3 separate regions of the Mus musculus genome follow, and all the other regions are linked to region 1. The links are chromatin loops, found by intact Hi-C in ENCODE. Cell type or tissue: heart. All regions are shown on one strand. Region 1 holds the start of Zfp275 (zinc finger protein 275). Region 2 holds the start of F8a (factor 8-associated gene A). Region 3 overlaps Zfp185 (zinc finger protein 185).

Region 1 (8,000 bases):
GAGAGGAGCATGTGGTAAAAGGAAGTGAGAGGGAGGGATTGGGAGGAGAGGAGGGAGGGGGAGCTGTGATAGGGATGTAAAGTAAATTAATAGAAAGAAAGAAAGAAAGAAAGAAAGAAAGAAAGAAAGGAAGGAAGGAAGGAAGAAAGAATCCCTCACAGGCATGCTGAGACATTTGGGTTTTAGTACATTCCAAATATAGTCAAGTTGACAGCCAAGAACAGGCACCACAGGCGGTAAGTGCTTTTCTCCATTGAGCTATATCCCTAGACTCACCAGATGGGAAGAAAGAATGAGAGAGGAGAGAGAGAGAGAGAGAGAGAGAGAGAGAGAGAGAGAGAGACAGAGAGAGAGAGACAGAGAGAGAGAGACAGAGAGAGACAGAGAGAGACAGAGAGATAGAGGAGAGAGAGACAGAGAGAGAGGAGAGAGACAGAGACAGAGAGAGGAGAGAGAGAAAAGCACTGAATCTAATTTCCTCTTGACTACTAATAAACTGCACCCCCCCTTGCAAAGACCCCCAACCCCACCTCTCAGGGCCCTAACATTTATATACCCTCTGAAAGTTCCCAGAATTCCAAATGTCACACAATCACAGAAACTATTTGCAGGTGGCAAAACCATGCCCCTGCTAGAACATGAGGCAAATCAGTCAGCTGCTATGAACAATCTAAAGCAGCACCATTCCCCACACCTGGGACTAAAACCAATATATATATATATATATCAATATATATATATATTCTTATAATATTTCTGAGTTTTTTTAAGAAACCAAAATTTCAGAATTCTCACTACATCAAACTTTTTTAAAATTAAGTTTGTTTACAAACTCTAGGGCTATTCATATTTTGTTATGCTTCTGAGTTTGGAAAATTGACTTGTGTCCATTTTATCTAACTTCTTAAATGATGGGTGTGAAACTTCTCATTATATGCCCTCTTTCTTCTCTTAATACCTACATGATCTGTGGTAATGTATTTCTCATTTCTGATACCAATGATTCCATATATCACTTTTTTCTTATTTAACCTTCCAAGGGTTATGTATGATTTGCTCATTTTATCCCCAGTTTGTCTTTTTCTATTTCTTTGATCTCTGCTCTCGTCTCTAATACCTCCTTACTTGTACTTACTTATGTTTCACTTACTTTGCTATTCTTTTTTTCTAGTCTTGGTAGTGAGCTTCTGCCTCATAAAATGAAAAAAAAAAGACAACTATAAATCAACATGCTTTATGAACTCATACATAAAACATTCTAAAAAACATTTTTAGCAATGTGACTTTTAAAGTGTTAAAGGGTTGCACACCATGACGAAAGTTGCTCAAGGAAATACAAATCAAAATGTAATTCAATTTATTAACAAATGAAGAAAGGAAGAACTGGATAATTAGCTCAGTAATTGCAACATAAACATTTGAGAAACTCCAACATCCACTGCAGATTTTTTTTATTTATTACATATTTTCCTCAATTACATTTCCAATGCTATCCCAAAAGTCCCCCATACCCTCCCCCCACTTCCCTACCCACCCATTCCCATTTTTTTTGGCCCCGGCATTCCCCTGTACTGGGGCATATAAAGTTTGTGTGTCCAATGGGCCTCTCTTTCCAGTGATGGCCGATTAGGTCATCTTTTGATACATATGTAGTTACAGAGACAAAGTTTGGAGCTGTGACAAAAGGATGGACCATCTAGAGACTGCCATATCTAGGGATCCACCCCATAATCAGCTTCCAAACGCTGACACCATTGCATACACTAGCAAGATTTTGCTGAAAGGACCCAGATATAGGTGTCTCTTGTGAGACTATGCCGGGGCCTAGCAAACACAGAAGTGGATGCTCACAGTCAGCTATTGGATGGATCACAGGGCCCCCAATGGAGGAGCTAGAGAAAATACCCAAGGAGCTGAAGAGGTCTGCAATCCTACAGGTGGAACAACTATAATATCCAAGGAGCTAAAGAGATCTGCAACCCTGTAGGTGCAACAACATTATGAACTAACCAGTACCACTGCAGATTTTTTAAAAAGATTTATTGTTATATGTAAGTACACTGTAGCTGTCTTCAGACACCCCAGAAGAGAGCATCAGATCCCATTACAAATGGTTGTGAGTCACCATGTGGTTGCTGGGATTTGAACTCAGGACCTCTGCTCGCCCTGGCCCAAAGATTTATTTCTTATTATATGTAAGTACACTGTAGTTATCTTAGGGCGTCAGATCTCATTACATATGGTTGTGTGCCACCATGTGGTTGCTGGGATTCGAACTCAGGACCTTTGGAAGAGCAGTTAGTGCTTTGCTTTTAGCTGCTGTGCCATCTCTCCAGCCCCACTGCAGATTTTTTAAAGAATTATTTTAAACTCCCAGAAAACAAGATGGCAAACTTCTTAACATGCCAATGAATAGCTGTGAGAAACTCTTAAGTCATAGCATGCTTAAGATCAAAAGGTGGATGCTTTCTTTCCAAAATCAGGATGTCTACTCTCATACCTTTTGTTCAATATTTTATTGGAGATGATAGCAAGAAAAATTAGCAACAAACAAACATCTTTGATTCATGTAGCATCTCTTGAAATTCTCACTTCTTAATATATTAGATCAAATTGACAATTTCTGGACTGTTTTATTGTAGACGCACAACAGACTAAGAATATCATCACATTGTTGACTGAAGCCACCAAACAGGGTACAATGTACAACTCTAGGAAATACAAACAACTTTGGGAACACTAAGCAAATCATTGGCTACCTGGCCATAGTGGAGAAGGAGAAAGTGATTAGCAGGGGCTGACGAAACTTTGAGGATAATAGAAACACTATTGACCTCATTTAGATGAAGACTTCATAGTTGCATGCATGTTTATGAAACCTTACCGAAGTATGGTGCTTAAATCACAGTTCAATTACCGTAGTTTAAACATGCAATTTCTTGTATGTCAAATTCCAGCACATATGGTTTAATTTTCAAACACACACACACACACACACACAAAACTGTGTAGAGTTAGGCAAATGATTTGAGCAGCCACATTACAAAGAAAGATACAGAAATGAGCACTTCAAACATAAAACATATTTAATGTAATTAGTCATCAAGGAAATGATCACAGAAATCACTCACACCCACTTGAATGGATAAAAATAAAGGCTGGCAACCCAAATGTTGATGAGGATGAGAAATAAAATGAACTCTCACACATTTCTGGTAGGAGTCTCAATTGTGTATCCACTTTGAAAAACATTCTGGCAGTTGCTAATAATACATACAACTACCCTATTATGTAGCAAATTCTCCCTTTCAGGTTTTTACTCCAGAAAAAAAAAACAAAGCATATGTTCACTCAGAAATATACACCACTGTTCATATAGTGAATAACAATTCCAATTAGGAACAGCCCACATGGTAAAGTACAATGGCAAATGACTCAGCAATGAAAGGAAAGGAAATATATTTCAGCAATATAGAGGAATTCCAAAAGCATCAGAGTAAAGGAAAGAATTCAGACAGAGTAGTAGATAATAGTACATACTATATATTTCATTCCCATGCAACAGGAATTAATTACTCAAATAGGCTGTCGATAGTGAGAAATTTTAGAATAGTGGCGTTCCTGTGGAATTGTGCTGAAATAGGATGTGTGCAATGGGACTGGAAATTTTCCAGACTTCTCATCATGGTTTGTGTCTGGAGGGGGGTTTAGGAAAGGTATTTGTCAAAACTTACCATATAGATTTATACATTTTACTGATAGCAAATTTTGTCTCAGAAAATTAAAAGGACAGTAAAAAAAAAAGTGGACTTCTCGTTTTTGACATGGGTACTGGGAAGTGAAGTTCCTCACAGGTCCTCAGGTTTGCAAGACAAGTACTCTACAGGCTGAGTTATCTCTCCAGCACCAGACTTTCCTTTCTTACACTGGATATGTCAAAATTATAGATGTTTATCTTTGATGTTGCTTTTGCCCACAGATACTGCAGTGTCACAGAAGCATACACACACACACACACACACACACACACCTCCACACCTCCTGGTCATTCCAAACATCACCTGGATGGATACTGAGTGAAGTTCTCATCACTCTTCTCGGGGCGGGAGATGTTGTATTGATCTTTGTTTATTAGTGCCTCCCTCGGGAAACCAGACAGTATATTTAAGAAAACAGTTACTTGTGCTGCCAAGGATGCACAAATGCAAAGCAGTGAAGTTGAATTGGCAGCTGCTTACAACACATCTGAACCAAGACGCTTGTTTTGGGATTCATGGTATAAACTGCCATTCTGAAATTCAGGTTACTGTTTATTTATTGCTGTGTGGTCCCTAATACGCTTACAGTACTCTCACAGGAGCTCTGGAGTGCCTGGTGTGTGGCTCTTAAGATAGGCATTAGGGTCTAGTTTTGTTCACTGTTGTATTCTTGATGTCTGGCATAGACAGGGCTCAGGTCTGACTTTAAGAAGGACTCCGACCCCTGCACTCTTTTCTTGAGTGCCCTCCTCCAGCCCTACCATCATTCTAAAGGCCCTGGCCTTGTCAATTTCTTCATTGTCTTCACCACTAACAATTTATTTTGCTCATTTATTTATTCATTATTTGTTTTTACATTCGTTCCACACTCATCACTTAGGATTCATGAGTTTTACTCCCCTAGTCTCATCTATCCCACCTCCTCTCCTCACCCCGCCCCAGACATGCCCCCTTCTGTCCCACCCCCCTCTCAGGCCAATCGCAGCCGACAGGCCGGGCGGGACCGAGGCCGAGGCGGGGCTTCGATCTCAGTACCCCAGGCGGCGCCCCCGGCTCCGGAAACGCGCTGCCGGGCTTCTGGGCTCCGCCAGGCACTGGCGGCTCCGTGGCGCTTCCTGCCACGCCGGGCCTGCTTACAACGCGCCCGCTCTTCTTCTGCAAGGGCCCAGAGTCAGGCGCCGTGGGCCGGGTGAGCGTGCGGACTATGGGAGGGATGTGCAGCTCGAGTGATCATGAGATTGTGTGCGTGAGCAAGGATGTGTGGCCGAGAGAGCGTGTGGGGCGGCAGGAGGCTGTGCTGGGAGGCCTGTGTGAATGCGTGGACCACGGAAGAATATAAGGGGAAGGGAGCGTTTCGTAGAGTGGGATGCTGCTGGGCCTTGGAGCAAACCAGGGGTCAAAAGAAAAGGTCTTTGGCGGTGGGTGGGCATGGCGAGGCCCGGAGGCCTTCTAGTGCAGGGCTGGGGGCAGCGGTCCAAGGCGGGAATCGCGGATGTGTTGAGGCCTGTGTTGCTCTTTGGAGGATGCTAAGCACTGGGGACGGGTCAGGAGCTGGGGGTGGACACACACACACAGCCCCCAGCGACTCGGAGTCCTTGGGGCTGTCTTTAGGGCTGAAGGGACTTTCCCCTAGTGTGGGGGGAGGGGTTGGGCCTCTGGGGCCCTGAAGAAGGATCTGCTTAGGGGCTGGGGGGAGGGGAATCTACCTTTCCATTTGAGTGGTGACTGCACGGGAGCAGGTACGTTTCCTGGGGCAGAAATTTGGGGGTGTAGAAGGGAATTCTCGCCAGATGAAGAGACCTTTTAAGGTGGCCCTCCTTGGAACCACATTTTCTGGCACCACTCCATTGCCCCCTTCTAAACTCCTTTGCTGGTTGCTCCAGTCTATATTTGGGTGATTAATTACATGTCTTTTTTTACACACATGCATACTCCCACTTGCCTGCTGCCCAAAGCCCATGGTCCTTTTCAGTGCCCCCACCCCCATTTCTGGCGCTCTTCCCAGAGGGCTCACCCTGTGCAGCTGATACCCTCTAACCAGATTTGGACTCAGAGGCAGGCAACCCTCTCCAGTCTCCTTGGTCAATGGAACATTTCTTCTTAAATCTCGGTCTCTACATTTTCCTTTAGGAGAAAATTTCAAATGGGGCTAATGGAATAGTACCTCTCCTGGTAGGACTTACCTTACCTTACCCCCTCTCCCATTGGACATTATTATAGAAACAACATTCAGTGTCTGACAGTCTGGTCCATTGCCCCATAGTGGCCTTGAATCTGTATTTAGAATCACATAGAGCAGTGATTTCTAGCCTCCTGTTAATGATAGACCCCTTGGAAAAATCAGCTAAATAGTGTGAGTTCTCTTGTCAGAAATCTAACCACCAGCATAGCCTGAGAAGGAAGTTCCTGGGTAGGAAAGCTGTCTGATATGAGATGTGGGGGCGTATCCAAATTCTAAACAGGTTCAATCTATGTCTGCATGTTGAAAGATAGTAATTCTGTACAGCCACCCAGACCTGTGGCTCTACCACTAGAATTTTCACTGAATCATTAGCCTGGTTTCTAACAGTGATCCAGCCCTTGTAAAACTATCTGGGCCCCTTAGATGGCCCAGTGCAGCTGCATAGCATCTCACCACACTCCCAGTTTGGGATATTTTAAATCCAGATGGTGTACCCTCAATGATTCTAAATTTTATTTTGAATTTTAGAAAGATGTCACGGTATTGGAGAAATGGGAACATAAACCTTCCCTCGATTAAACATAACAAACAATATAAAATCCCCTTCTGCTCTACTTTCTGGCTTTTTATAGAATGGAATAAAGAGGGAAACTTCAACAGAGACAGGTGCCTAGGCAAAACAGAGAAAGCAGATGCCTTCCCACCCACACATACAGAAAAAGATACACACTGACACAAATATTCTAAGAGAAACAGATTTTCCTGGTAAGACAGTCATCCCTTTTGGCCTTTTAGGATTCTGCACTTTTGAGTAGCAGCCAGATTTCACAGCACAAGATGGGGCCATGGGCCTCTTGCCCACTTTCTGGCCTGCCACGTTCCTTTGGGAACATAAAGGCCAGGAGCACCTGTAGCCCCTGGGTCCACTCAGTACTTGCACCCTGGACTCACTGAGGCACATCCAGACCTTGGCAGTACCATTTCAATTACACAGCTTGTCTTGCCCTTGAGCACTCAGTATGAAAAGTACAGGTTCCTGGAAGGTACACCTATGAGCTGCTTCTGTTCACCCAACTTATTTCAATCCAACAGGTGAGACCTTCCCTACAGGACTAATCTCTTGGAACTGCTCTAAACAAGATGAGTCATCCCTGTGTGTCATTTTTAGGTAAGTCTAGGTGTTTATAGCCTGTCTGAAGGTGGTAAAGCTGCTGTGCTGCTGGAAGGCCCATGGGTGGGGATACAAGATAGTGAAGAAGTATTGGAGTTCTTGAAGCTTATATATGCTAGTGCTGCTGAACTACCTGCCCAGAAACAATTCTGACAATTTTAGACACATATAGCACCAGGGAAAGGGGGCTAAAAGCCCCCGTTGGGACCAGATCTCTTTTGAGTGTGCATAAGCTTAAAGCACATTTACTCTGTCCCTAAAGGGAGTTGAACAGCACAAGCTTTATGATATGTTGTAGTTTGATTTTCTGTTGGTATGATAAAACACCCTGAGCAAAAGCAACTAAGGGAGGAAAGAGTTTATGGGCTTACACTTCACGGTCATAATCCATCATTGAGGGAAGCCGGGGCAAGAACCATGGAGGAGCACTACTTACAGACCTGCTCTCTGGTTCACTGCTTAGCTAACTTTAGCCCTCCTGCCTAAGGATGGTCTCCTCCAACATCAACCATCAACTGAGAAAATGTCTTCTAAACATAGCCATGGGACATTTTGATTGAGACCACTTTTCAATTAAGGGTCCTCTTCTAGGTTTGTGTCAAGTTGATGATAAAACCTAAAAAACACATGTTCTGAAGATATTCCTACTGCAGGTTCTCATGTCAATACTTGAGGCATTCTAGGTGTTTGAGGCACCCTAGAAAGCTTCTGGAAACTTCCAGATGGGTCTTATTTGAGTGGTATTCCTGCCTCTTCTTCCCCTACAGCTGCAGAAAGATAATGCCTGTCTAGGGAAGTACAAAGACGCCAAATTATTTCCCAGTTTTTATGATATAGGTTGTTTTATGTCTGCTAAATTCAACCCTCAATTTCTGTTCTTTCAGGTAAA
Region 2 (8,000 bases), 110 kb before region 1:
CTCTCCCTCCCTCTCTCTCTCTGTCTCTCGACACAGTGCTCATCAACTGGGCTAGGGTCTTAGATCACTGGGTTCTAGGGATCCACCTGTCTCTGCCTCCTAGTGCTGCTGGTACACACACTCACTGCTGTGCTGAGATTTTTCTTTAAAGTTTTATTTTGGTTATTATATATATGTGGATCTGCATGTGTCTGTCTGTGTTTCTGTCTGTGCCCATGCATTCAGATGCCCACAGAGGGTGTCAGACCCTTAGAGGTAGAGTTCCTGTGGGCCACCTGATGGGTACAGCGATTTGAACTCAGGTCTTCTGCAAGAGCACCAAGTGCTCTTAACTACTGACCCGTGTCTAAAGCCCCTGTGCTGAGGGTTTTAAAAGGTTTCTGGGCATCTGTACTCAGAGTCTCAGGGCTGTTCAGCAAGCTTTTCACCTGCTGAGTCATATCTCCCTGGTGCATATTTGTTTCTTACGAGTTTGAGCTCAAATATTTGTTGTTGTAGTAGTAGTTGTTGTTGTTGTTCACTATCCACCCTGATGATGCATAGGAACATACCCTGTGACCCTTACTAATACATTGTGCAGAGTCTAAATGTGTACATAGATGTGTGTCTGCCTCCCTGGGCGCACCACCACTCCTATCACAGTGTCCCACTCTGCTGGCAGCACCAAGGTACTTCACCCACAGGTCTCCAGGGAAACCAGGAATATTAAGCAAGCAGGGTTATGGTTTCAGTGGAAAAGATGTAAAAACCTGTCCTTGGGTCCGAAAAGCTGGAAACCGGAAGTGATAAAAAAGCCTGCTCATCTGAGTTATGTGTTGGGCCTCCACATCTCCCACAACCAGGACTGGAAATACCTAGTATTCTAAATGACCCTTTTGCTATCTGTACAACCAGGGGCTCCCCCCCCTAGCTCCCACAACCAGGACTGGAGATACCTAATTGTCTAAATGACTGTTATACTACCTGCAGAGGCACAGGCTCACCCATGCTGCCACAACCAGGACTGTATATAAGTAATAGCATAAATGACCTCTAAGCTATCTGTGTGGCTCAGACCATGAGGGATCCTTCCTGAAGCCCTAAAGCTAGCACAGACAGCCTAGCCTCAGAACCCATCTTCTTGGAAGAAATGACATGTGCCCTGGGTGGCATTTTGGTGTAATTATGCTTCCTTGTGCACTGGAGATTGCGGTACACCAGGAAACACTTTTCCTACTTATACCGTGTTGAATGTGCTGGCAACAAGCGCCTGGCCTCTGGTCCACTGAAGTTTGATCCCAACTGACAAAGTGGATCTCAAAAAGGTGAGTTTTTATTCTCACCTCTTTGCTGAGCATTTCCCTGCTTGTGGTGACACCTACAGAGACCACACACACACACACACACACACACACACACACACACACACACTCTGCTGTACAAACCAGTCATGCTGCATATCCAGAGGTGTAGTCATAGGCAGTAGGTGAAGGGCATGTGAGTTCGTGAGTTTTCCAGCTCACAAATGACAGAAAAATAATTACTAGGTCATGAAGGTTGAGTTGCCAGGGTGCTTCCTGGGAAACATGAAAGTTGTGGAGTCGGCAGGAAGGAAGTGTCAATTCTGCCCTTGTAAGTGACATGAGATGTAACATGGTCATGGGGTCGCGACATTTTTTTTTTTCTGGAAGCACAATTGGATTGTTTCTGGGTTCCTCCAAAATATACTACAACCCTACAGGTTTTTAAGGCTTCTAACCCCTATCATTTCCAGTGCATGTGCCTAAAAGCAGGATTGCCGTCACATGTCAAAACCAGAAGTGAAGACATCCTGTAGGACACAGGGGCATTCTGAATGTGGGAGATGATGGGCAATGGGAAACACAGGCCCATATAAAGTGGGGATAATATTGGCTCTGTTTTCCTGCAATCTTGCCTTTCTCATATGCACCAAGGCATGGGGTATGAGTCAGCTGAGTTTGTGCACTTTGGTGGGGCAACTCAGTGTCTGGTTCTTGTATGGTGGCCTCTTTTCCAGACCATGACTAGATGACCTGAGCCTTCTGGGCACTAACTTCATTTGAAGCCCTGAGGATTATAGGAAATTGGTAAATAAAATCAGTTTTGCCTATGAAATGTTTGGTGTGTGTGATTTCATAAGGTCAGAAACCACTGTTTATGCAATAATTAGAAATTTGATATAGTTTTTCTCCATCTTTCTTTTTTTAAAAGATTTATTCATTTATTATATACAAGTACACTGTAGCTGTCTTCAGACACAATTACAGTTGGTTGTGAGCCACTATGTTGTTGCTGGGATTTGAACTCATGACCTCTGGATGAACAGTCAGTGCTCTTAACCTCTGAGCCATCTCTCCAGCCCCTTTACCACCTTTCTGTTCACAATAGAATGTACTTCATCAGAAAGTACAAATTCACCTGTGTTTTTATTATGCTGAGTGGTTAATGATACTGTGTTGGCATGATATTCAGGTCTCTCCGTGGTGATTTTCAAATCATCTAATGAATATATGTGTTTTTAATACTGGTTAAAAGAAAATTTTCTTTTAAATGACAGTATCTGAAATGATATTAGAATTTTAATAGTACTGAGGAATACAAGGACTTAATCGTGGTCACACTGTTTATTAGATTCATTTTAGTATTCATTTTTGTTGACTGTCTCTGTGTGTAAGTATGTGCATTGGATTCATGTGCATGACAGAGAATGGCCTTGCATTAACCTGGAATTGTAGTTGCAGGTTATTGTGAACACATGAAGTGGGTGCTGAGAACTGAACTCGTGTCTCCTGCACTCTTGTAAGCACTCTTAACTAAGGAGCCATCTCCCTGGTTCCCAAACTATCACCTGTTTTGTATACAATGGTATAAAAGCTTTGGTAAGCCTTCCATTCTCTCTGAATTTTTATTACATATTTTTCTTTCTATATTTGTCACCTGTATTTTTAGGATGATTTTCAATTTGAGATTGTTCAGCAAAACTTTGTTGACAGAATTGCGGGTTGGTGGATGAATTTATAAAATTGCCACAAGATTAAATTTTTTGAAAAGTAATTCCTTAAGATTTTTATAATGAGGTTTTACAGTGTGATTGAGAAATATCTATGTGCTTATGGTATTTGTCAACACAAAGAAAGCATGTTTAGAAAATCTATTGTGGATAGGGAAGATGGAAATATTTGTGTTTCAAACATTTGGCTCACATCTCCAACCTATTCTCATATTGCTAATATGTGTAATACAAATTATATAGTTATATTGCATTGGGATGCTTGTGCTTGTTGAGATCTCGCACTGAGAACAAGAGAGGCCCTCTTATCTCAGACTTAAGCATGTTTATGTCAAGTGTCATCTGAGACCCTTTATTTAGACAGGTTAACCCCTGCCTTTTTGACAGCGAGGGAGGAGAACAACAAACAGCAAAGGCTGTTTAAAAGAGCACATCTTTAAGACAGCTAGAAGAGGGATCATTTCCGACAAAGGTTATTATTATTACAATAGTTGACCCCATGCTATAAAACTGCTTGATGGAAATGAGAAACTGGAAAGTGGTCTGTGAAGAAGTTGTTCTGCCCAGGACTGGAACTCCAGCCCATCTCAGTAGGTCTTTCCAGTCATTACACTGGATGTTTTAAGTGCCCAATTTAATGATGTTCCCTTTGTTCTCTTAACTAATTAAGCTATCTTAAGTCTTTTTGGCTAAAGGTTGTAAGTGCCTGGTTTGATAATACTTTGCTGCCTGCCTCTTCTATTTATGTGCTGTATTATGTTGTTTATTGTTTTACATTTGCTTGCAATATACATAAATGCACTCATTTGAAACCTAAAGTACATATGTGATATATCACTGTTCTATGGGATAGGTTGTCATTTAAGAGAGAAATTGGTATACTGGCTTTTTTCAGAGGGAGGGAGGGCAGGAGGGCAGGAGGGATGGAGGGAGAGAGAGACAGAGAGAGATTGATCAAGACATTGATGGTTTTTAAAAATTATTTCTTTATGTGTCTGTGTGTTTTACTGGGAAATGAACTCAGGTCCTCTGCAAGAGCAACAAATGCTCTTAAGCAGTAAGCTTTCTCTCAGGCCTCCATTGATGCTTTTAAATGATAGGTCTGCTATGCACAATTCTATTTTTTGGTTCACGATAAGAGTAGAAAATTAACACATCCTTTATTTGCTGAGTTCATTTGACTTTTGGATCAATGGATTGCTTTTTTAGAATTTGGAGGATAGGATCCAAGTGTATCACACCATGAAAAACTAAGGAGAAGACAAGAGAATTTGCGAAATGAAAATTAGCTTCTGTTGTACATCTTGACAAATTATTTTCAGGCACGTAATTCTCTACTAGGTGCAAGTATATAATCCTTTATATATAAATTTAATAATGTACACTCCCCCCTTTTGTTCAAGTTCTGGTAGGTAATCATTTGGACTAATTGAGATAGTTCAAAATAAAGTAAAAGGAATCCCTTCTTTGTTTTTAAATACTTGGTATAAATTGAAACACATGCATGTACAATAGCTAATTTAAAGTGCCTTTGGTAGTGCATGTCCTGCTAAAAATCCTTCATGAAAACTCTTTCAAAATCAATGTGTATATGATTGCAGGTGATATGTATATCAATGTGTATATGATTGTAAATAAGCTGTAAACTAGCAAAGGCTCCCACCATGGCAGGACCTGTACTAGCTTGCTCAGTCAGGTCTCATGTTTGTTGAGGAAGTGAGGGGTACGATGCTAATCCTGGCAGCAGAGAAATCCTTTGCATATTTGACTGGCACTGGACCCGCCCCCTCCATTTGCGTCACTCAAGCCCCACCCCCGCAGAATTTAATTCCATACGGGGACTGTTTGGGTAGGCACCCAGCCCTTCTTCCTTGATTGGCTTTTATAGTCCTCCATATCCCTCCTTCAACAGCACTTTGCACATCACTGTGGCTACAGCAGAGCGCTGGGGCGCCTGAGGCGGAAGCGGAGGTGATGAATTGTGATCCCATTGTGGGCTAGGCGCAGCGTAGCGTTAGTCATAGCTGTTCCCCCTCAGCCCTCCCTCAACCGGAAGTAAGGCGGCGCGGCTAGCCGGTCAACATGGCTGCGGGCTCTGCGTCCTCCTTGGGCGGCGGTGCCTGGCCAGGCTCAGAGGCTGGGGACTTCTTGGCACGCTATCGGCAGGTGTCCAACAAGCTCAAGAAGCGCTTCTTGAGGAAGCCGAACGTGGCCGAGGCCGGGGAGCAGTTCGCCCAGCTAGCCCGGGAGCTGCGCGCCCAGGAGTGCCTGCCTTATGCTGCCTGGTGCCAGCTGGCTGTGGCGCGCTGCCAGCAGGCGCTCTTCCATGGGCCCGGGGAAGCGCTGGCCCTCACAGAGGCGGCCCGACTTTTCCTGCGGCAGGAGTGCGACGCGCGCCAACGCTTGGGCTGTCCCGCCGCCTACGGGGAGCCTCTGCAGGCGGCCGCCAGCGCCCTCGGCGCCGCTGTGCGCTTGCACCTCGAGCTCGGCCAGCCTGCCGCCGCTGCTGCACTGTGCCTGGAACTAGCTGCTGCCCTTCGCGCAGTGGGCCAGCCGGCCGCTGCTGCCGGTCACTTTCAGCGGGCTGCCCAGCTGCACCTGCCCCTGATGCCACTGGCCGCACTGCAAGCGCTTGGTGATGCTGCCTCCTGCCAGCTGTTGGCGCGCGACTACACAGGCGCCCTGGCGCTATTTACACGCATGCAACGCCTGGCACGGGAGCATGGGGGCCACCCGGTACAGCAACTCGAGCTGCTGCCGCAGCCGCCTTCTGGGCCCCAGCCACCCCTGTCGGGACCCCAGCCGAGACCTGTCTTGGGCTCGACCTTGCCCCTCCCGCAGCCCCCGGACCACGCCCCAGGCTCTGTTGCGCCTTCACCTGGCACACTCGGTGCCTTTGCTGACGTCCTAGTCAGGTGTGAGGTGTCCCGTGTACTGCTGCTGCTGCTCCTGCAACCACCACCTGCCAAGCTGCTGCCCGAGCATGCCCAGACCCTGGAGAAGTACTCCTGGGAGGCTTTCGATGGCCATGGCCAGGATACCAGCGGCCAGCTTCCTGAGGAGCTGTTTCTGTTATTGCAGTCTCTGGTCATGGCTGCCCAAGAAAAGGACACTGAAGGCATCAAGAAGCTGCAGGTGGAGATGTGGCCACTGCTAACCGCTGAGCAGAACCACCTCCTCCACCTCGTTCTGCAGGAAACCATCTCTCCCTCTGGACAGGGTGTCTGATAAGTCACCTTCTTACCAACTTGTTTTATCTTTGGGGACAGGTGATGAAACATGTGATCTAGCTTCTGTTTTTTTTGTCTGTTTTTGTCTTGTTTTTCTTTTCATTTCTATTGCTGCCATGTTAATTTGGCTTTGTGTGCCTAGCAAGTTACTTAAATTAGTGCCCTCCAATTCCATCCATTATTGCCTCGAATGAGAAAACTTCATCCTTAAGGCTGGAGGAGATTCTACGGAGTAATCTTTCTTTATGCATCTGTCAGTTGCTAGATAATGTTGATTCATTTTCCTGGCTGTTCTAGGTATAGTGCCAATAAACTCAGGAGGACAGATGTTCCTTTGGCGTATTGATTTCCTTTTCTTTTGTTCCTGGTGGGGTGTGGCATCACCAAGAAGTATTTAGAAAAGATTAGAAATATTTGTGTCTTGAAAATTGTGAGGATTTGACAATTTGGGCATAATCTCTCTTTTAATACATTATTGCTTCGTTTCTATATAAACTAGCACAGCAGTCTGGGGAGTGGGAAAAGCACCAGATGACATAAAATGTAACTGTTGTTACATACAAATACTCTGTGTATCTGAACATGAGGACTATGTTAATAAGCAGAACTGACATGTTCTGTCATACATTCCAGATTTATTTTATCTTCTGTACACTCTGCTAGCCCAGGTTCTTCCTGATGGAATGACCAAAACCTTTCTCCTGAGTAGCATCTGTGATCTTTTGGTGATCCTGCCTTTATTGGGTTGCAGCAAATTTCTGTTATCCAGAAGTTTTTGGCAAGAGATGAGTCAAAGTTTTTAGAATTGGTCCTCTGTTTCCAAACCAGGGTTTTGATTGCTCTCACTGTGTACCACAACACAATTACCCCTGTACAATCGAGATCTGTCTTCACAGCCAATACCTAAGTTCTATTCTGCCTTTCAGGACCATGTTCTGAGAAATCTAATTGCATAAAACTGTAATGGTATTCCCTTAAATATTCTGACCTTGAAAACTAGAGGTACTAAACTATGTAACCCAGTGTTGCTGGGGCAAATAGCAAAGAAATGTTTCTGACTGAGTATTAAGTGATACAAAGCCAGTTCTACTTTTCTCTGTAGTTCCTGGATCAATGCATCTTTGCTTTCAGAAATATGGTGTCATATATTGAATCTTGGTTTAAGGCACCCAGCACACCTGCAAGGGTAGCATTCCAACTTTCCTAAATGTTTTCCCACTACATTGTCACCCTATTTAACCCCAAGTTAGAACACCATTCTATAAGGCCAGCTGGTAATTGGCCTATGGGGTATATGTACAAAACCAATGAATTCCATAAATTTAATGCCTTACTGATTCTTATTGCTAATAACAAAACACACAAAGGTGGTGCTAGCTATAAAGAACAGGTTTATTTTGGCATATCCTTCAAGTTCAAGGTCGGCTGGCGACTTTCTTGCTGTCAGTATCTGAAAGTGTTACAAGATGATGATGGCAAAAGCCTGGGAAATTCAAAAGACCTAGGCAGAGCAACTTTCCCATCGGATACACTTTCAGAATAATGTATCCTAAAGGTCCCACCTCAAACTAACCATACACTGTCCTTTCTGCTATCTGCCTGAAATGAGAGTGAACAATGCAGTCAGTGGTTCTTAGGGAATTCCTAGAGATAGATTTTTCCCAATGCTGAGGGCCAAACCCAAGGTATAGTACTTGCTAAACAAAGGCTCTGCCATTAAGCTAAAACCTTAATTCCAAAGATAATCTTGAAGAGAATAT
Region 3 (8,000 bases), 330 kb before region 1:
AATAGTGATGGAAAAGTAGTACCCAGGGATGCTTCCATATTTCTGTTTGGGGTGACAGGCTGGATGTTGAAAGGAACTAGCTGAGGATGAGGAAGTTAGAGGAGATGCTGTGCAGATGTGACAATATTAAGGTCATTGGGCCATGTTGACTCTGAAGCGCCTGTAGGAGACCTAGGTGACAAGAAGCCCACTAGGTTAGAGTTGAGTTAAGATCTGACCACTGACTAGAGACCTGAGGGTTGTCAGTTTATAGATGACAAGTGAGAGGAGGGTATAAGAGCAGTCTGGAAGCCAGTGCATAGATACATCCCTGAGGGACTGGTGCATGAAGAAGGAACATAACTCTTTCTCTAAACCAGGAACATGCTTGGCATAAGCCATGAGCTTGTGCAAGACCTCCTGACCCCAACTCTCCAATTTTCTTTATCTTCTCAATTGTTGGTGGTTTAACTTAGGACACTTTCAAAACTGCTTGCTTTCTGGGAATTGGGGGGCTGCTTGCCTCTTGAGATGGGTCTCCCAGTGCCCTTGGGAAGTAACATTCAGATTCCAGAGGTCAGCAAGGGTCAAGCCTCTGCTCTTCTCTGTATATGATATACAATATTCATTCTTTCTCAGCACTCCAGATTCTTGTGAGGAGAACAATGCAGCCCCCAAGATCATCAAGGAAATACCTGGCACCCTACAAGATGGACAAAGTGACCCAACTGTGGCTTCTCAGCAACTTGCAGATCTCAGCATCCTAGAGCCACAGGGTAGCCCCAGTGGAGCCGAGCAGCAAATCAAAGCCGAGGACTGTACTAACATGTAAGAGCCCACACTACCTTCTTACTGCCCCGTCGCAGCTGTCAGGGGCCACGATCTAGGAAAAACACTTACGGCACTTACAGCACAAGCCTATTTCTCTTCGCAGCTATGAGAGGCTAAAAAGCAGAAGGATTTGAGTGCAGGTGGTCTCTTGGAGTCATTTGAATGAGAGCACCATGTTATCCACCAACCAGTTGAAGTGGGAAAACTGATGTGGGTTGGAGTTACGGATATGGGGTGTTTTACAACCCTATTCATGGGGTTGTAAGGTCTGAGAAAAGTAGAGCCTGCTATGAATGAGGTTATTATAGTATTGCCATCACTAAAGCTGCCAGTTGGATGAGTTCTTTCACTGTTACTACTACCAGGATGGCCAGAGAAGGCACCAGTGAGTCAATAATTGACCTCTGTGGTGCTGACCTAGGCGTGTGTGGCAACTGAAATAGGCTAACAGCAGGAGTTTGAGGAAACAAGGGTCATACGTTTTCTGTGAGAGTCCAAAAGACCAGGGGGTAAAGCAGTAGGAAATAGTGTTTCCCCTTCCACTCTTCTGAGAGCAACTCAGGCCTCCCACCGTGTGAGCCTTCTGACTCCTAGCCTCAGAAGTGCAGGGCCTGTTCACACCAAGGATGCTTATATAATATTTTCTCAAATTATAGTATGATTGTTCTCCGTTCTATTCTGTCAATTTTTATTTATAAATAAAATCCATTAGAGGCTAGGATTAAATCAGCAATCCTCCGTACTCTGTAACTTTCATTTTTTACGGCTTACTCTAATGATGGTTTTTAAATACTTTAGCCTCTCTTTTAGCCCACCATCCACCAGAGGTAGTGGGAAAGAAAGGATATTGAAAATAATAGATTTATTTTTAAAAGTTCTTTAAAACAACTCTTGTCTATATTGTCTAAAAATCAACAATTTAATTCATAGGTTAATAATGATAGTTCAGTCCATTCACAAACACTTTATAGATAGACCAACAGTTTAATTTGATAGAGTTGAAATAAGAAACACAAATGAACAGAGACAGCGAGGCCTCAGCCTCTGCTCAAGTCAAGAGATACCCAAAGAGATGCCAGGAAAACTTCTCAACTATGTCTCTATCAACAAAACGAAAATGAACCAAGACACAAGACCAACAAATGTTATCCAACTAGTTGTATAAACAAGCCAAGTTTACTTACTCTGTCACTGTCTGTTAAGTTGTTTTTATATGCCCTCTAAACATCACGTGTCCTGCACCAGTCTTGCACATGTGTCTGTCTCAGTTGACATCATTTTGTCAAGCAACCCAATACACAAAAGTGACAAAAAACTAACACACCACCAAAAGCTTCTTACTATGTTTCTCTCTCCCAACAAATAGAGCTCCAGTACACAATGTAAGACAGACCAATACGTGCATATGGTTACCAAAGCAGCCTTTCTCTTATGTCTGCTTCAGCTAAACATTCCCTTACGAGTCTGTCTTAGTCTTTATTTATTTATTTATTTATTTATTACGTATTTTCCTCAATTACATTTCCAATGCTATCCCAAAAGTCCCCCATACCCTCTGTCTTAGTCTTTAACCTGTGTCTATTAAAAAAAAAATACTCCTTCCCTTGTTTGCCCCAACTAAACACCTTCCAACATAACTGACTTTTTAAAGAAGCCTTAAGTTTTCACTCCAGTACTCCTTTCTTTCTTGGGCTTCCTGGCTTCTTCTGCCACTGTCTTGTTCTCACCTCTGCCTTTCCATATCTCAGTTCCAAGAGTCTTAGCAGGAATGAGGATACAGTTGGAGCCCAGAGAGCGTACTGTTCACCAGCAGACTCCGCACACTGTTTTTCTGTTTGTAATAAGCCAAGAAAAATTATCTTGTAATATGACATAGAGGGACGCAGGCAAAGTGTTATTGACGAGGAAGATCTGCAGCAGCTGGAAAGAAAGACCACACAAAAACAAGGAACCAGGAAGGGCCCATAAGATGGACCCTGAGGTTGACAGGAATGGAGTAAGGGGAACCGGGGAACAGAAAGTGGGCTTTTGTAGCTCAGGGAGAGGAGATCATTGGGAAGAACTTGGGATGTTTCCTTCCCGCTGGGTATGAAGAACTCTGGAGGCCTCTTGCTACCTACATTGCAGGTCTGGGGGTCTTCTTTTTCTTTTTTAATTTTATCTCTTCAGTGCTGCTGTTCTCTCTCTCTCTCTCTCTCTCTCTCTCTGTCTGTCTGTCTGTGTGTGTGTATCTGTGTGTCTGTGATGTGTATGAGACATGCTTACCCATGTATGTGTATGAGTATGTGGAGACCAGAGGATAGGGTCAGGTATTTTTATCAGTCTCCACCTTAATAATGTTTTGGGTGGGTATATGTGCGCTATGTGTACATTTATGCGTGTATAGGTGCATGGTGGGTATTGGTGCGTGTATGTAGGTCAAAATTGGCATCAGGTATCTGATAATTTTATTTTTATTGAGACCAGGTCTCTTGTTGAACCTGGAGCTTGCTAATTTCTGCTACTAAGCTAGCCAGCTTGCCCCGGGGATCCTTTCACGGGGCCTACCTCTGCAGTGCTGGGGTTATAAGTGGCTGCTGCATTGCCTAGATTTTTATGTATATTCTGGGGATCCAAACTCCAGTCTTTGTACTTGTGAGCTACCTAGGGAGGGGGGTCAGCATCCTGGATCAGGGCCATGTGTCGCAGCCAGGGTGACTGCCTCCTCAATAATCTACTCTCCGCCCATGGCCTGCAGTTCTCCAGACTTTGATATTGGGTGAGGAAGTTAGTCCTACAAAAAGATTGTTTTGTCTGATTTCTTAACTAGCAAACTAGACTGTTTTTCCCTGCTCCTCCACCCTGGCTGCCACAGTCCCAGTAACCTGACGGGCAAGTTACCAACACCAATACCCTAGCCTGCAGTCCAGAATTCAGAGTAAAAATTGGAAAATGGCAGTCTCACGCATGAGTCATTCAAGAGCAATGATAAGGGATTTGCACCGACTGTTCCCAAAACACTGGCATGCTTTTAAAGGTCTTGAAGTTGCAAACTTTGGGGTTAGGGCAGAAAGTTCTATTTGAATCAAGAAGTAGAGACATGCTTACTCTTTTTTCGTTTCTTTCAGGCTGATGAGCCCTTCAAGCTGCATGGTCACTGTTACCATCTCTGACACCTCTGAACAATCTCAATTGTGTGTTCCTGGTGTCTCAAGCAAGGTGGACTCCAGCTCAACTATGTAAGAAGGGCCATTTAGCAAGTCTTGGTGTCCTTTAGCATGGGGTTTCCTTATAATCTCCTTGCAAGTAAAGGATACCACTTTCCTTCTCTGCTGTTTTCTCTTTTATGTCTTTTCCAGCTCCTAGCATCCCAGTAGCAAATGCACAGATAGAATATAGTCCTTAGTCCCTCAAGTATAAATTTTACATTCTCCAAGCCTATTGGCAGGACTGTAACATGCTTTCCTTCTCAGCTCAACAAGACGTGGAACATACAAAGCTAGCAGATACAACCAATGGGAGGTTTTGCCCTCTGTATGAAAGCCATGGAGGCCAGGCTGATCTCTCCACCCCTCTTTCACTGCTTTCCCTGTACTGTTGAATACCCTTAGCCTACAAGAAGGGATGCAATTCAAGGACTCCGCTGAGTGAGCAGTATGTGTAAGATCTCTGCTGATTAGGCCAGGGGGCTGGGACATGGAAATGAGGGTCAAGGGTGGGGCTACACTGAGCCAGCCTGAAGCAAACCTTGTTTCTAACGCTTGCAGAGGCTTTCCAAAACATAGATTAAGGTTAATGTAGGCCCCTGGAACCCGATTGATAATGGAGTTGGAAGTGTAGCAGGTGACCGCTTCAGGGAAGGCATGAGTGTCCATGTACAATGGCATCAGCAGCCTGCCATCTGTCTGCAGCTTCCCCTGCAGCCTGGCTTGTGGAGCCCACTTGCCCCTCTACCCTACGCCTTCATTGAGCTTCTGCATTTCCTTCACGCCGGGCTAGGGGCACTGACTCTCCTCTGTGGGCCAGGCCCAGTCCTCTAGAATCTTCTAGTACACATTGCTATTTTGCTGTGCTCCTTCTACAGCAAAGGGATTCTCTTCGTGAAGGAGTACATGAATACCAGTGAAGTGTCTTCTGGGAAGCCAGTGTCTTCACACTGTGACAGGTAAGAACAGGTTTCAGCTGATCTGTTGTCATAGCCTGTACTAGGCCCAGTACTGCCTTCGTTCCTACATCCTGCTACCTCAAGCAGGACTTAGTGGACAGTACCTACTGGGTAATCTTCCAGTAAGTGACAGCATACTGCAATGCTGCCTACTAATGCATGATTTATGGATTTTCAGATTGTCTTTCTAGTTAGGTGGATAGAAAATCTAGCCCCCATGTTCTTTCATGCTAGATGGACCCACTGAACCCCTGTTTGCTTTCTGATGCTATGCAAGAAGTTACTTCCGAGACTTTTCAGTACTATTCCACCCACTCACACTCTAGTTTGTGTCAAGTTGATATAAAACTAGCCAGCACAATGGACCAGGGGGTGACACACAGACATATTGCTGTTAAGCCAACTGGGGTCTCTTGCTGCAACTGGACTGTACTTTAACCAATAATAGCCTCTCCCAGCCTCTCTTCAGGGTCTCCAGTCCTGTCACATGCTACCAAGCCCCCAAAGCCCTCCAGACTTACCAGTCCATGCCATGAAATCTAGTGCCACCTGGCTGACTACCAAGTTCAGCTGCCAGGACAGGGTGGAGCCTTGGGCACCTCTGGAGCAGAGTTTCTGAGTGCTAATGCTGAGGGCATACTTCACAAAGGGTTTCACCTCCGTGATGCTGGTGATCCCCACTAAATTATCAGTTCCAGCCAACCAGCATTGATTATCCCAGTATAGGAAACGTTTCATTTGAGTGCTGCTTGCTCCTTGTTATTCACAGCCAATCAGTCTGTCCCAGCTCATCAATACCACAGATTCTTAAAATATACCAGGCCTCCATAGAGTCTTTAAGTGATCCTGTGACTGCTCTCTGGCACCTCACAAGCCAGGCCTCCATCCTCTGCATTGTTCTCAGCTTTCTGAAACTGAAGGCAGGAGCTGATGCAGCAGCCCAGGCGGCACTGGAGCTGATGCAGAGGCTGTGGGGGGGATGCTGCTCTCTGGCTTGCTCTTTATGGCTTGTTCAGCCTGCTTTCTTAAAGAAGCTAAGACAACCAGCCCAGGAGTGGCCCCATTCAAAATCGGCTAGGCCTTCCCATGTCAATCACTAGTTAAGAAACTTCCCTACAGCCTTTTCTATAGGCTGATCTTATGGAGACATTTCCCCCAAGTGCTCTCATCTCTCAAATGATTCTTGCTTATATCAAGTTGTCATAAAAGTAGGCAGTATATCTAGATTCTGATTTCTTCAGTGTATAGGCTCCTAAAAGTTCCCATAGTAGTCCATACACAAATATATGTAGTAAGACTCTACTTTTTTTCTGCTGGTCAAAGGAACTGAGGGTCCCACTGGTACATAAGTCTCAAGAATCTTACCAGAGTGTCTTCTTCATTCTCCATGAAAGAACTCCTCACCAAGAAAAATGTGCCTCCTTAGCACAAGCTTTTGTACCAAAAGTGATTTCTGATCACAATGGTGATGACTGTCAGTGTAGTCATATCTCTAATTGTGTGTGGCCACAAGGCTAATGAGAAAAGTGTCTTCTATGTATGACTATGATAATGATGTGGCCCATGTTGTGCCCTCTTCTCCATTACACTTCTTGCAGTCCCAGCAGCATTGAAGACTCATTGGATCTGGCAAAGAAAGCCCCACATGAAGGTACTCCTTCTGAGAGGTATGTCTGCTTTCTTGAACAGAGGTCTTCCAGTTATGTAGGTGAGAGAGTCCTAAGGCAGACCTCCACATGGGTCTTTCTCTGCTGCTTTGAGGCTTTTGATCTGTTTGCAATTCTGTCATATAGTGGAACACTGCATAAGGTGTTACTACCCCAATCGGGATGTCACATATACGGCAACTGAAGCCTGCAAACCAAGATGAAAAATAGGGCCTGAAAGAGAGCCTAAGGAGGCTCTTGTCAGTAAGATAGACTCTTCAGAGTCGAATCTAATGATTCATTTGACTAACTTGCACTTCTGAATAGATGTTGAAAGAAACAACTACACAAGAGATTGGTATGTAGAGAAAAATGTTTTTGTTTGTTTGTTTGTTTTATTATCAAGAAGACGGAACTAAGAATGCACAATGTCCTAGAGCCATGGAACTGATCGCTAGATGTCAGCAATAAAAGGATGGTTTTAAGGACAAAAAAAGGTTATTTTTAAATTCTTGGAATAGGAAAGAAAAGAATCTGCATCAGAGAGTGAATCTACCCAGGTTACAGTGAGGAAAAAAGGGGAGAAGGAATAAGTTACAGGAAATTAGTTACTGGCAGAGCCAGAAATGAATCCTGGGGCTTGAGTACTAACAGGTTATAGAGATCTCGCCCCTGCCATATGTCTTCTCACTTATTATGAGATCTAACTTACTGTGCTTTACACTCAGAAGCCACAGGTAGACTGGGGAGAAAGTTAAGATGAAGCAAATCTTAACAGTGTGCTCCATTTACCCCAACACAAACGAGTACAGGAGCTTCTATATAGGCAAGGTGACAGATGTCCCTTCCATTATGCCAGATTACTGAATTCTGGACAGTCACAGATCACTTGGTAAGTCATGTTATCAGATAATTTCATAGTCTGTATATGCTACTTTACCAAAATGCCCAAGGCTGGGTATGGTGGCACATGCCTTTATTCCTGGGACTCAGGAGGCAAAGGCAGGTGGATCTCTGTAAATTTGAGGCCAGCTTGGACTACATAGCAAGTTTCAGGCCACCTAGGGCTACACAGTGAGACCTTGTCTCAAAAACAAAACATACAAAGAAGGAAGCACCTACAATGACTTATTTACCTCTTGCTAGGCCCTGCGTCTTAAAAGTCTTACCACATGTCATATTGCCATAGTAAGGACAAAGCCTCTAACACATGACTCTCTGGAGGATACACTCAAGCTTTGTAAAAAACCATGGACTGCTCAGGTGCCTGAGAATTCTACAATTATATAGGAGCAAATGACATATATCATATTCCAGTAGCATGACAGATCAAATACCATGGTTCTCTGTCTCTCCATTGTTCCAATATTAGAATCTACATTACTGATTCGTCACTGGGC

What was found. Hi-C counts contacts between places; a loop is a spot of excess contacts. Peaks named below come from ENCODE experiments on the same cell type or tissue, not always from the same donor. Only the 100,000 strongest peaks of a DNase experiment are listed, where the experiment ranks them.
Region 2: a loop joins it to region 1, with 2.7 times the contacts of the local background. A loop is called at or near these places in 6 of 42 quality-filtered maps.
Region 3: a loop joins it to region 1, with 2.1 times the contacts of the local background. A loop is called at or near these places in 2 of 42 quality-filtered maps.

Annotation. Positions count from the first base shown.
Region 1 is chrX:73,337,805-73,345,804 of GRCm38, forward strand. Zfp275 (zinc finger protein 275) reads left to right here and starts at 4,816. Exons shown (of 6, transcript NM_031494.2): 1 at 4,816-4,947; 2 at 7,033-7,108. The coding sequence starts at 7,081. In heart, no CTCF peak of the experiment used is centred here; DNase peaks (open chromatin) are centred at 4,767 and 5,317; H3K4me3 peaks cover 1,778 bases; H3K27ac peaks cover 891 bases.
Region 2 is chrX:73,223,224-73,231,223 of GRCm38, forward strand. It overlaps F8a (factor 8-associated gene A), which reads left to right and starts at 5,083. Exons shown (of 1, transcript NM_007978.3): 1 at 5,083-7,572. The coding sequence starts at 5,093. The coding sequence ends at 6,238. In heart, no CTCF peak of the experiment used is centred here; DNase peaks (open chromatin) are centred at 4,978 and 5,738; H3K4me3 peaks cover 1,924 bases; H3K27ac peaks cover 1,570 bases; H3K27me3 peaks cover 1,479 bases.
Region 3 is chrX:73,011,822-73,019,821 of GRCm38, forward strand. Zfp185 (zinc finger protein 185) reads left to right here. Exons shown (of 19, transcript NM_009549.3): 13 at 619-807; 14 at 3,918-4,028; 15 at 4,874-4,954; 16 at 6,553-6,621. Among named protein-coding and RNA genes, the nearest start is that of Gm52421, 20 kb to the right of the region's middle. In heart, no CTCF peak of the experiment used is centred here; no DNase peak of the experiment used is centred here; H3K27me3 peaks cover 337 bases.